2 separate regions of the Homo sapiens genome follow, and region 2 is linked to region 1. Evidence: read pairs that join two places in POLR2A ChIA-PET (ENCODE). Cell type or tissue: PC-9. All regions are shown on one strand. Each heading gives the region's core, and the rest is flanking DNA. Links, peaks and the distances in the headings are about the cores only. Region 1 overlaps C5orf67 (chromosome 5 putative open reading frame 67). Region 2 overlaps C5orf67 (chromosome 5 putative open reading frame 67).

Evidence for each region. Peaks named below come from ENCODE experiments on the same cell type or tissue, not always from the same donor. Only the 100,000 strongest peaks of a DNase experiment are listed, where the experiment ranks them.
Region 2: POLR2A ChIA-PET joins it to region 1 with 6 read pairs; 2 of 35 experiments call an interaction of 5 or more read pairs at or near these places.

Annotation. Positions count from the first base shown.
Region 1 is chr5:56,514,685-56,520,068 of GRCh38, reverse strand. The region is part of intron 4 of C5orf67 (chromosome 5 putative open reading frame 67); the gene reads left to right. Among named protein-coding and RNA genes, the nearest start is that of LINC01948, 36 kb to the right of the region's middle. RefSeq lists an enhancer at 4,918-5,384. In PC-9, for the core only: no CTCF peak of the experiment used is centred there; a DNase peak (open chromatin) is centred at 2,868.
Region 2 is chr5:56,575,707-56,581,090 of GRCh38, reverse strand. The region is part of intron 1 of C5orf67 (chromosome 5 putative open reading frame 67); the gene reads left to right. Among named protein-coding and RNA genes, the nearest start is that of C5orf67, 28 kb to the left of the region's middle. In PC-9, for the core only: no CTCF peak of the experiment used is centred there; no DNase peak of the experiment used is centred there.

The sequences.
Region 1 (5,384 bases), core at 326-5,325:
AAATCTGTGCTCTTTTCTCTCCACTATACTGCCTGAAAGATAAGGACTTATTCAGGCTGGCAATTTGGAGAAGAGCATTGGTGCAGAGTAATCTGAAAGTGTGGTGTATTTGGGGTGGGGCCAGCGATGGGGTATGTCTGCAACAGAAGAAGCACATGGCAGAGACTGAGCAGGCAGGAGAGGGGCTGGACAGAAAGGGAGTGGAAATGCGGCTCTCACCTGGAGGCAATGGGAAGAAGCAGAAGAGTGACAGCATCCAATGTGGGTTTCAGAAGGTTGAGATTGGCAGCAGGGTGATGGCTGGACTCTCAGTGAGGGGTGTGGATGCTGGAGAAGAGGAAACCCCTTAAGAGGCTAGTCCAGAGAAATCTTTCAAACGTGTGGCTAATACCCACTGAGTCCCCAACTTTAAATGCATAAAGCTTCCCCATGGCCTTTGGGATGAAGTAGAAGCTCCTAAGCAAACCCCACAAGCCCCTTCATGACAGTCCTGATGCCTTTCCAGCCACCTCTCCCAGAGCTTCCAGCCCACTAAGCCGCCCATGGTTCTTTGAATGTTTGCTGTTTTCTTTGCTGACAGTGGCTTTCTCAGGTTTGGCAAACTTACTCTCAAGCTTCAAATTTCAGGTCAAATGTTCTCCCATGCGAGAAGTCTTTCCCTATTATCTGGCAGGGATTGACCCTGCCACCCCACACAGCTCTTCAAACATGCCTTTATGAAAATGGATTTCATCTCATTTTATAATGGCTCCCCTTCTTGTCTGTTCCTGAGCTTCTGGAGGGCAATGAGTATGTCTGGTTCATCTTTAATTCCCATTATTTAGCTTTGTACTTGGTGTATAAAAGATGCTTCATAACCAGAACCCTCTTCCCCAGCATTCATGGGGCTGGGAGAAAGACTGAAAGTAGTCACAGCTTACCCCTGTTCTCCCTCTGCCTGACACCCCAGCTCCATCTAGAACCACAAGAAATTCTGCACACATGTGCATATGAACTATCTGACTCCTCCGTCCAGCCTCTGTCCCTCCCCGCTGCAAACAGCCACCTGTTGCCACTTTCAAGCCTACAGGCATGCACTCCAGCAATGGAGAATACACGTGGGGGCATGGATCTGTGGGAGAGTCCCACGTCAGCCCTGGAAGCAGGCTCAGGCCATTTGGACAGGGAATCCACAGTTCTAGGTATGGAAACATGGCCTGGAATTGGGGTGTGTGGGCCCATGGTGGCAATGTCCTGTAGGTCCTATGGACTTCTTGACTTGTGGTTAGCGGTGTAACCAGAGAAAGGACAGAGCCAAGCCCTCCACAGTGTGGAGCACAGATCACTCAGCTTTAAACGCTGTTTATTATGCTATAAAATATGTGAAACAGTGAAGATCTGAGATGAAATATTAAGGTGGGAGAAGTAGGGCTACTTTGAGAGAATACACTATTTAAGAGGATGATACCACAATCCCTAGTGACCAGTGGCTGAGTTGAGAAAAAGAGAGAGACAGAGAGAGGGAGAGAGAGAGAGAGAGGGAGAGAGAGCGGCGGAGGAGGTGGGGTGGGGGTGCGGAATTGAAGATCACTGCAGGCTCTGTTGGTGGGAAGAATGTATTGTATTATTAGCTCAGAAGGGAGGAACATGTGTGAGGGTGAATTCAGTATTAGACAAGATAAAACATTTAGGGAGAAACGTTCCGTAGTTGGATATGCAGCATTCAGAGTCCAGGACAGAGGCTGAGGTTAGAAATAAGGATTTGGTAGGCTTTAAGCACACAGGTGACCTTTGAAATTACAGATGTGGCCAAATCGCCCAAGGAGAGAGTGTAGAGTAGAAAGAGGCTGACAAAGGGAGCTACTGAACAGCTGACAAAGGGAGTCCATGAAGAACACTGAAGGGAAGCAGCCAGGGAGATATATGGGAATCCAGTGCAGAGGGGGCGATGGAGGCTATTGGAGCCAGACAACAACTTCATCAAGGCAAAAGAAAATCACATTGCCAGTCACCAGGTCACATATAGGAAAGGCTGAAGAGTGTCATGGGATTTTAATAAAGAGGAGGTTGCTGGTGACCTTCTTGAGAACAATTTCAGGGAGTGATGGCAGCTGAGAAAAGCCATGCTGTATCGAGGAGTAAGTGGAAGGCGAAGATGAGACAGTGTCCAGTTAGCTCCTCAAGAAGTTGGGATATGGAAAAAACAAACAAACAAACAAACAAAACCAGCCACAACTTGAGGATGACACAATTTAGGAATGGTTATTATGTTTCCTGGTTGTGTTTCTTTTTAATATGGGAGAGCCTAGAGCATTTACATGTGGCGAGGGGAAAGAGATGAATAAGAAGGGAAAGTCAAAGATGCAGGAAATAGATGGAAACTCAGTGGAGTAAGGTTCCTGGTACAGATGGGGTTTCCTGGGGAGCAGATGAGAATTCTTGGGCAGGAGGTTTATCAGGCAGTGCTCTGGGAATCAACGCCTGGGTAAGAAGGGAAGAAAGGAGGGTGGGGTGAAGGGAGCAGTGGGGCTATGATGCAGCCACAATGAAGGTCTCAGCCAAGTTCATGGGGAGCTCTGAAGCTGAGGCAGCCCTTGGGTTTACCCAGAGTTGGGGCCAGGGGCCCAGCCTTTCTAGCCCCACATCAGACAGTCATTGGAGCTTTGCTGCCCTGGGAAGGGAGTGTGACCTGGGGCAAGGGGACTCTGCTCAGTCAAAGCACTCCCTAAGGACAGCTGGCAGCTGAGGGCCTCTGCCACAGCCAGGCTTCCAGCAGCTGAAGCCACAAATTCTCACGTTTGGAAGGGGACTCCAGGCTGCAAATCTGCATCAGTCAAGTTTTAACCAGTAAAACCACATCAGAAGGAGACAGATATTAACAGATTTATTGCACAGAATTGGTTTACCTGATTATGGGGACTGGATAGGCAAGTCTGAAATCAATAGGGCAGGCTGTCAGAAAAGACAGACTTCAACTCTTGGACACGGGCCAAAGTTGCTCTGCACAGTCAGAATTTCTTCATCAGGAAGCCTCAGTTCTGCTCTGAAGGCCATTCAGTGGAGTGAACCAGGCCCCCAGATAATCTGGAACAATCTCCCTTACTTAAAGTCAGCTTTAAAGCCTCAACATCCATGTCTTCCTCGTCCATGTTTTTCTTCAGGAGCAGGGGAAATGTTTCATTGCCTTTACACGCTCTCTTTCCAATCTTCCCAACTTCCCCATCTCCACCTGTCGGGGCTCCCTGGACTTCCCTCACCCCACTCCCTACCCCCTCTCTCTGCCACTACCCATCACGCACCTCAACTAGCCAGGACAGAGAGCCCTCCACTAAACCGCTGTCTCTACAACTCCAGCTCCACTTCCTTCTGCCCTCAGCCCACCCTCAGAGCTGAGTGGAGGTGAGACAGGAGGTGTAGAGCTGTGGGCTGGCCTCCACCCAGAGTCCCAGATGGCTGCCCCTCTGTGAGGATTCAGCTTCCACTGGAGCCTCATGAGGAGCACAGCATTGTCACTTCTGGCGCAATGAAGAGCCTATCGAGTATCTGTTTCAGACTTCAGTTTAAGAGGATTAAAATTTGTCAAATGCGATCTGCTGTAGGCTGTCATTTGGAGTATAAATAAGGTCACTGTAGAGCAAAGCTTGTGTTATTTAATCACAGAGTGTGAGACTCACCTATTTTGCTTCTTTTAGATCAGAAAGTAGGCCTCCGGTAATGCACAATGAAGAAGAAAGTGCCCCCTCAACCCTCAAAATAATTCAAATGGCAAGCAAGGCAGATTGTAAATGACTTAGTTACTTTGGGCAGTTTTCCAAGATCAAAGGTAAAACTGCTGGGATGCCAAACTCTTAAATGTCATCATCTTCATAAGCAACTTCCCATACAGATGATTATTCTGCATGTAGAAGCAAGTTTGCATCATACGTGCTATTACTGGCATAAACCTATTTTTGGCAGTTTAATGAAATCTGTCCCTTTCTCCCTCCCCATAACCCATTTCCTGACTCTTCCTCCATCTAAGAGAAACCCACCCAAGCCCAGAGCATACAGAAAAGGAATCAGGCAAAATTAGCTCTAATGGATTAGGATCAGGACTTGAGAAGCAAAGTATAAAACCTAATCTTGGTCATCTCTGGCTTGTTCTTGGTTTCAAAACAATGTCTCCTTAGAAAGCCAAGTTCCCCAGAGCGGTGGAGGAGTTTAATTTTTCTCCCTACCTTGGATTTTCCTCGAGTCACGTATTAACAGGACTTCAAAACTCCTCTTTTAACAGCTGAATTATCACAGGTATAATTTGAAAAGAACCAGTAGGATGAAACAAGTCAGGAATCTGGAGGTTAGGTGGGAAGAGAAAAAACATAAAGTTAGTATGGTTTTGATCACTTTGTTTCTTTGAACATGTGCTTTCGTCTACAACTATTTTTTGCTTAGAGTAATTATGTTTTTTTTTTTTTTCAATTAAAGTACAAGTTCAGCTACCTTGTTTTTCTATCATCCCCTTCATCTCTCTTTCCCCATTTTTTGAAGATGAGTTCTGGGGTAGATAAAATATAAGATAAACACAGAATTTGAAAACGTGATGGTTCCCTGTTTAACCTGCCAATTTGGCAGTGCTTGAAGTTAATGTGGACAGCCGTGTCAAGGGCACCAACACAGCTAGCAGCTTCTCTCTAGCAGCCTACTCTGGAGGAGAAGCATGTGAAGGCTGGGCCTCCAAAGCACAAGCCCTAGAGGCCGGAGGTGGTGGCAAAGGGATCCGTCTAATTCCAGTACAGACCACTGAGTCAAACACTTGCACAAAGAGGATGATCTCCGGGAACCATCGGTGCTACTGAAGCCGGGAACAAGTGGGCCAGAAAGCCTCATCCTGCCAGAGCAGTCAGCTTAATGACTTAATTACACCCCAGCCTACACTGCTCTGCCTCCAAATCTAGGCTACTTAAAAGGGCTCAGCAGGGAGGTGCTCCGGCCTGGGGTGGCCAGAACGCTGCTCTGGCCACAGGCAAAGTGGAATCTAGAGGCAAGTGCCACCCCTGCTTCTGCTCTGTCCGGCTGTGTGACCTGGAGTAGGTTCTGGACCCACTCTGGGCCTAGTTTCCCCCAGTGAAACGGGCTGCTCTGACGATAAATAAAATAATGCATGTACAGTGCCTCTCTCGATGCCATTCCTCTTCCTCTGTCATGCTGTCCTCCAAAATGGTTCTGGGTTTTGTGGGGCCTGGAGACAGAAGAATATTCCAGGGACCATGGAGGAGAACATCACTGTAGAAAGACAGGCAAAGAGCAGGGAATGCCAACTCTCACATCCTACCACAGGCCCCAAACACAACTCATAATTATGCTCAGATAGTGTCTCCGTTCACTTGTGTTGCTGTAAAGGAATACCGGAGGCTGGGGAATTTATA
Region 2 (5,384 bases), core at 113-5,112, 61 kb before region 1:
TCTGCAGGCTAGTTTCCTGGGGTTGGCTTTCAGTTCCCCCAGGCTTCTTGGCAATGCCTCTTCTTGTTCAGAGATTGACTTAGCCACTGAAGTTCTAGGTTTCTAGCAAGCAAGCTGGACAGAGAATCTTTGTGGAATATTACCTCTCCAGCTGATTTCCTCCTGCCTGTCTTCCTTGTTCCCACTCTGTGTTTTCTATTTTCTTGTTTTTCTCTGCTTCTACCCTCTCCTTCTTCTTCCCCTCTAGACATCAATTAAGCATTTGTAGGAGCTAAGGAAGACCCAAAGATAGACAAGACAAAGTTCCTGCCATTGAGATGCTCAATATAAAGTTTTATAACAGATAGTTTTATACAGTTTTATAACACATAATGATCAGATAGAATGCTTTCACCATGTGGGTGTCATTGTGCATGCCCTGTTTCTTGTTTCTAAATCCTATGAACAACCATGCCCTGTCAGACTTCAAGGGTTCCTCAAATCTCCATCTTTGTCTTTTCCTCTTCTTACTCTACATGTTCTGTCTCGGAGGCATTATTCCATCAATTACTATAGCCTTCACTACATCCTAGTATCTCCTAAGTCTCCCTGTCAACCCAGATTCCACCCTTCTCTGCCTCAGGTCCATAAAGTCCGTACCCAGCTCAGTAATTGAGACACAGGGGACAGACATCAGCGTGGCCAAAGGAATGCAAGAAGGTGGTAAAGAGAAATGCCCTTTCAATGAGTTTCATATGGATTTCCAGCAATATAGCTTGAGGAATTCAGATGCTGTATACCTCGGTTGGCTTACAAGTACAATGATTAGTGAATAAACTTAGATTTGGACTTTAGGACAAGTATTTCTTGACAAATATTTGTCAAGAAAGTTTTCTTTCTTACCTTGGTCCTCACAGGTAAACCTTGGGAAGAGTGAAGCTCTTTTATTCTGGAGCCCAAAGATGGCAGGATTGCTTGGCTTTGGCCGTGACCATGGCTATTGGATGAAAGGTTGCAGTGGCTCCCACTCTATAATCCAGAAGGGAAAGTTAATGGGTATCACCTCCTCTTTTGTTTCACTCTTGCCAACTTGCCTGGAAAGACAAGTAACTTCTGGCTTTCTTTGCTTTGTGGGACATAGCTTTCTGAGCTGGAGAAGGCACTACTTCTTAAATGATACACTTAAGAATCCCTAGTGCCAAAGGCATTCATATATTTGGAAACTATTACTTGAAGTCTGACTTGTAGACAGAATACTGTAACTTGATTTTTACCCTCAATATTCAGTTTCTACAAAACAAATATCAAGGCTTCAGTAATGATCTTTCACATTTTTCTAAATGTAATATCTCAACCAGCATAGCCATCTCAGCTTTATTGTAATCATTTTTAAGGTAATATACAAAACCCACCTTTAAAATGACTAATCTCTTGTGGTGGAATAATAGATGATCATATTTTCTTCTGTGTTTTCTGAACTCTTCAATTAATTTATAGCAATTTATTAATGGAAAAATTGACAAAGTGGTTTTTAAAAAATAAAAAGGGATCATTCAAAGAATAATGGCACAATACACAGTATGCACTCATCTGCAAAAGGAATGAGAACAACGCAATGAGATTCAGTGGGTTTCTCTTATTTTTTATTTTATTTCACAAAAAGGTCTTGTTATTAAAAATGACTACTGTCTCCTTCAAAGGACAAGCTTGAGAGACAAGTTTGGGAGGCTTGTCACTTGTTTTTGTAATCCTCCATCACTTGTCACAGTTTTTTTTAAAAAATCACACTTTTGAACTGGTATTTTGCAATTGCCTCAGTGATGGCCAATCATCTTTGTTAAGGGGGGGTTTTGATTTTGATTGTAAGCTAGGCCAACATCTTTCTTAATTAAAGACAGTGTAATTATAAAATAATGAGTTTCATTTTATCTGTTATTGTGTTACGTGCAGCTGTGAACTAGCTCTAGGGGCAATTGCAAAAGAGGAGTTTTTGTTGGATTAAGTACCTTCCTAGGTATTATTTTAAAGGAAATGATATTCACTTAAGGTTGGTATGTGTTTTTAATCACTTTTAAAATAAACTCTTGAGTATTCTATGTACATTTGTTTAAGATTTTATTTTGTAACTCGATCAAAACAATTTTTTGTGTGTTTGCCCCTGAAAGCCTTAAATAGCAAAGTACCTAATTATAAAAATGGCATAAGTAAATAATTTTTAAAAAGTTGTTGGTATTTCTTGGTGTAAGGTTATAAACATTTAAGGTAAGCGAGGATATCAGCTTTCTTAGAAGTTGAGGATAACGAGACAGGGAACAAGGAACAGTAGAATGGGATTCATGCAAGTTGTATACATAACATGGCTTCTCTGCATTGGAGCCTGGAATTGCTGCAAAAAAACATGGGCTGTTGCATCTTTAGAAACAATGAATACAATCTTTGGTGAACACCAATGAGATGTGATTGTGCCTTTAGCACCTGGGTCTAATTCTCTTTTGTAGAATAGAAAACGTGGAAAATATTTAGGAGAATTTCTCTGAAGACTGTGCTACCAGATGCCCTCAGCTAGCACAGACCCTGAAAATACATTAAGCCCCCTACCTACCCCAATGTTCCCATGTGCGTGAGAAACCTGTTTTCCTAACCTTCCTCCCTTACTACAAAGCTGGCTCTGACACCGCCCTCAGTTAGTCAACTACCCTACATCAGTCCTTTAGTACTCCACAGAGAAGAAATGATTCCCATCAAATTATCTCAACTCCTTTGAAGGTGATTTGTCAGCGTTTTGTCTGTCAAGGTGAGCCTCCTACCCAGCCCCCACCACACATTCTGTCAAGCAAGTCCATGAAAAAAAGGACAAGGGATTAAGCCAAGGTAAGGCTCTCCCACCTACCCACTCATGCTCATGTCCCTGTGTGAGGCACCTACCCCCGAATTTCTAGTTGAACCAGGAGTTTGGTTGTATGGTTGGGAGTTAGCTCCTCCTATGTTCCACTCAGGATCTCAGGCGGCCATCCCTGAGCCAATTATGGGGCAGATATGCTCTAGGGATAAAGTGGTTGTCCCCCATCTGTGGCTCCACAAATCCAACTCCATTCTGTGAAGTATATGGTGGATGCTTTCCAAGCTGTTAAGTGAATTATTTAGTAATCTCAACAAAGAAGGATTAGAGGATATACTTCTCCAAACAGGACACAGTAGAATGTTGAAGGTTTTCTGGTGGGGGTTCAGCAGAAGTGGAGTAAGCGTTTCTATATGATTAGAAAAAGGAATTTCTAATACTATTTTGACTTTTTCAATGTTTATTGAGATACAATTTTTATATTATACAGTGCAGAAATTTTAAGTGTACAGCTTAAATACGTTTTACATATTTATATATTCATGTGACCATCACCTAGATCCAGACCTAAAACATTTCCATCATTGCTGAAAGTTAGCTCATGACCTTCTCCAGTCAATAACACCCCACTTTCCTAGCCCAGGGTAACATTTATTCTTACTTCTATCTCCGATACTAGTTTTGCCTATTCTTGAAATTCAAATATAATTTAAAAGTTGTCCTCTATAGTGGTTGATTTGATTTCTTTTAGTCAAAGTATTTTAAAAAAATTTTATCCATGTTGTTATTGCCCAGAGTTCATTTCTTTTTATTGCTGTATAGTATTCCACAAATGGTAGGTAGTTCCATTGTATATACTACAATTTGCTTATCCATTCTCCTATTGATAAACATTTGTGCTATTTCTACCTTTTTGCTATTATAAATATAGTTTTCATGAGCACTGTTATACAAGTCTTTTGTGGGCATATGTATTCATGTATCATGATTATAAACCTAACAGTAGAATTGCCAGGTCAAGGAGTTGATGATGTTTATTTAACTTACTCAATTAGAAATCAACAGACATGTTTCCAAAATAATTGCAACATTCTCATTCCCACCAGCAATGTATGTGATTTCCACTTACTTCACATCCTTGACGATACTTGATATTGTCTTTTTTCCCTGACCATTCTGATGTGTGTATTATGATATCTCGTTGTGGTTTTAATGTGCATTACAATGATGACTAATAATGTCGAGCATTTTTTATACCTTTGTTGGCTATTTATATACTAATTTTTGTGAAGTGCTCATTTGGGCATTTTACCCATATTTAAGTTGGGTTGCTTGTCTTTTTATTATTAATTTAAAAAATATATTCCTGATACGTATCATGGAGAACTTAAACTACTTAATTTCAGATATCATTGGAATAATATGATAGATTTCAGATAGAAATGTGATCAATATAATAGAATAGATAAACCTTTGTTAGATATTTTATTGCACATGTTTTCTTAGTCAATGGCCTATCTTTTCACTTAGTATCTTTTGATAAGGAGAACTTATGAATTTAAGTACTATTTATCAATTTTTCTTTTGTAATTAATGTTTTAGTGTCTAAGAACTCTGCCTGTTCCAAGTTAGTGAAGATATTTTCATGTTTTCTTTTAGAAGTTTTATTGTTTTAGCTTTCATGTTTATGTCTATCTCAAATTAATTTTTGATGTGATGTGAAAAATAAGTCAAGTTTCATTGTTTTCCATTTGAATAGCCAGCTGTTCTCACAATCATTTATTTAGGTTAGTGCAAAAGTAATTGCAATTTTTGCCATTACTTTCAATCACAAAAACCACAATTACTTTTGCACCAGCCTAATATAAAGACCTTCCTTTCCTCATTGATTTTTATTAGTGACTTTGTTGAAAATCAGTATCTGTATACAGTCATGCATCACTGGACAGGGATAGGTCCTGAGAAATGTATTGTTAGGTGATTTCATCCTTGTGCGAACATCATAGAGTGTACTTACACAAACCTAGCCTACCACACACCTAGGCTATATGGAACAGCCTATTGCTCCTAGGCCACAAACCTGTACAGCATGGTACTCTACTGAATACTGTAGGCAATTATAACACAATAGTAAATATTTGTGTATCTAAACATAGAAAATGTATAATAAAAATACAGTATAAAGGTAAAAAATGGCACACTTGTACAGGGCACTTACAGGAATGGAGCTTGCAGAACTGAAAGTTGCTGTGAGTGAGTCAGTGAGTGAGTGGTGAGTGAATGTGAAGGCCCAGCTCATTACTGTACATTATTATAGACTTTATAAAAACTGTACACTTAGGCTACACTAAATTTCTTTAAAAATTTTTCCATCAATACTAAATTAACTTTAGCTTACTGTAACTTTTTACTTTATAAACTTTTGAATTTTTAGAAACTTTTTGACTCTTTTGTGAAAACACTTAGCTTAAAACACAACACATTGTATGGCTTAAAACACAACACATTGTATAGTATTTGTTTATAGAAAACAAAAATATTTTCTTTCTTTATATCCTTATTCTAT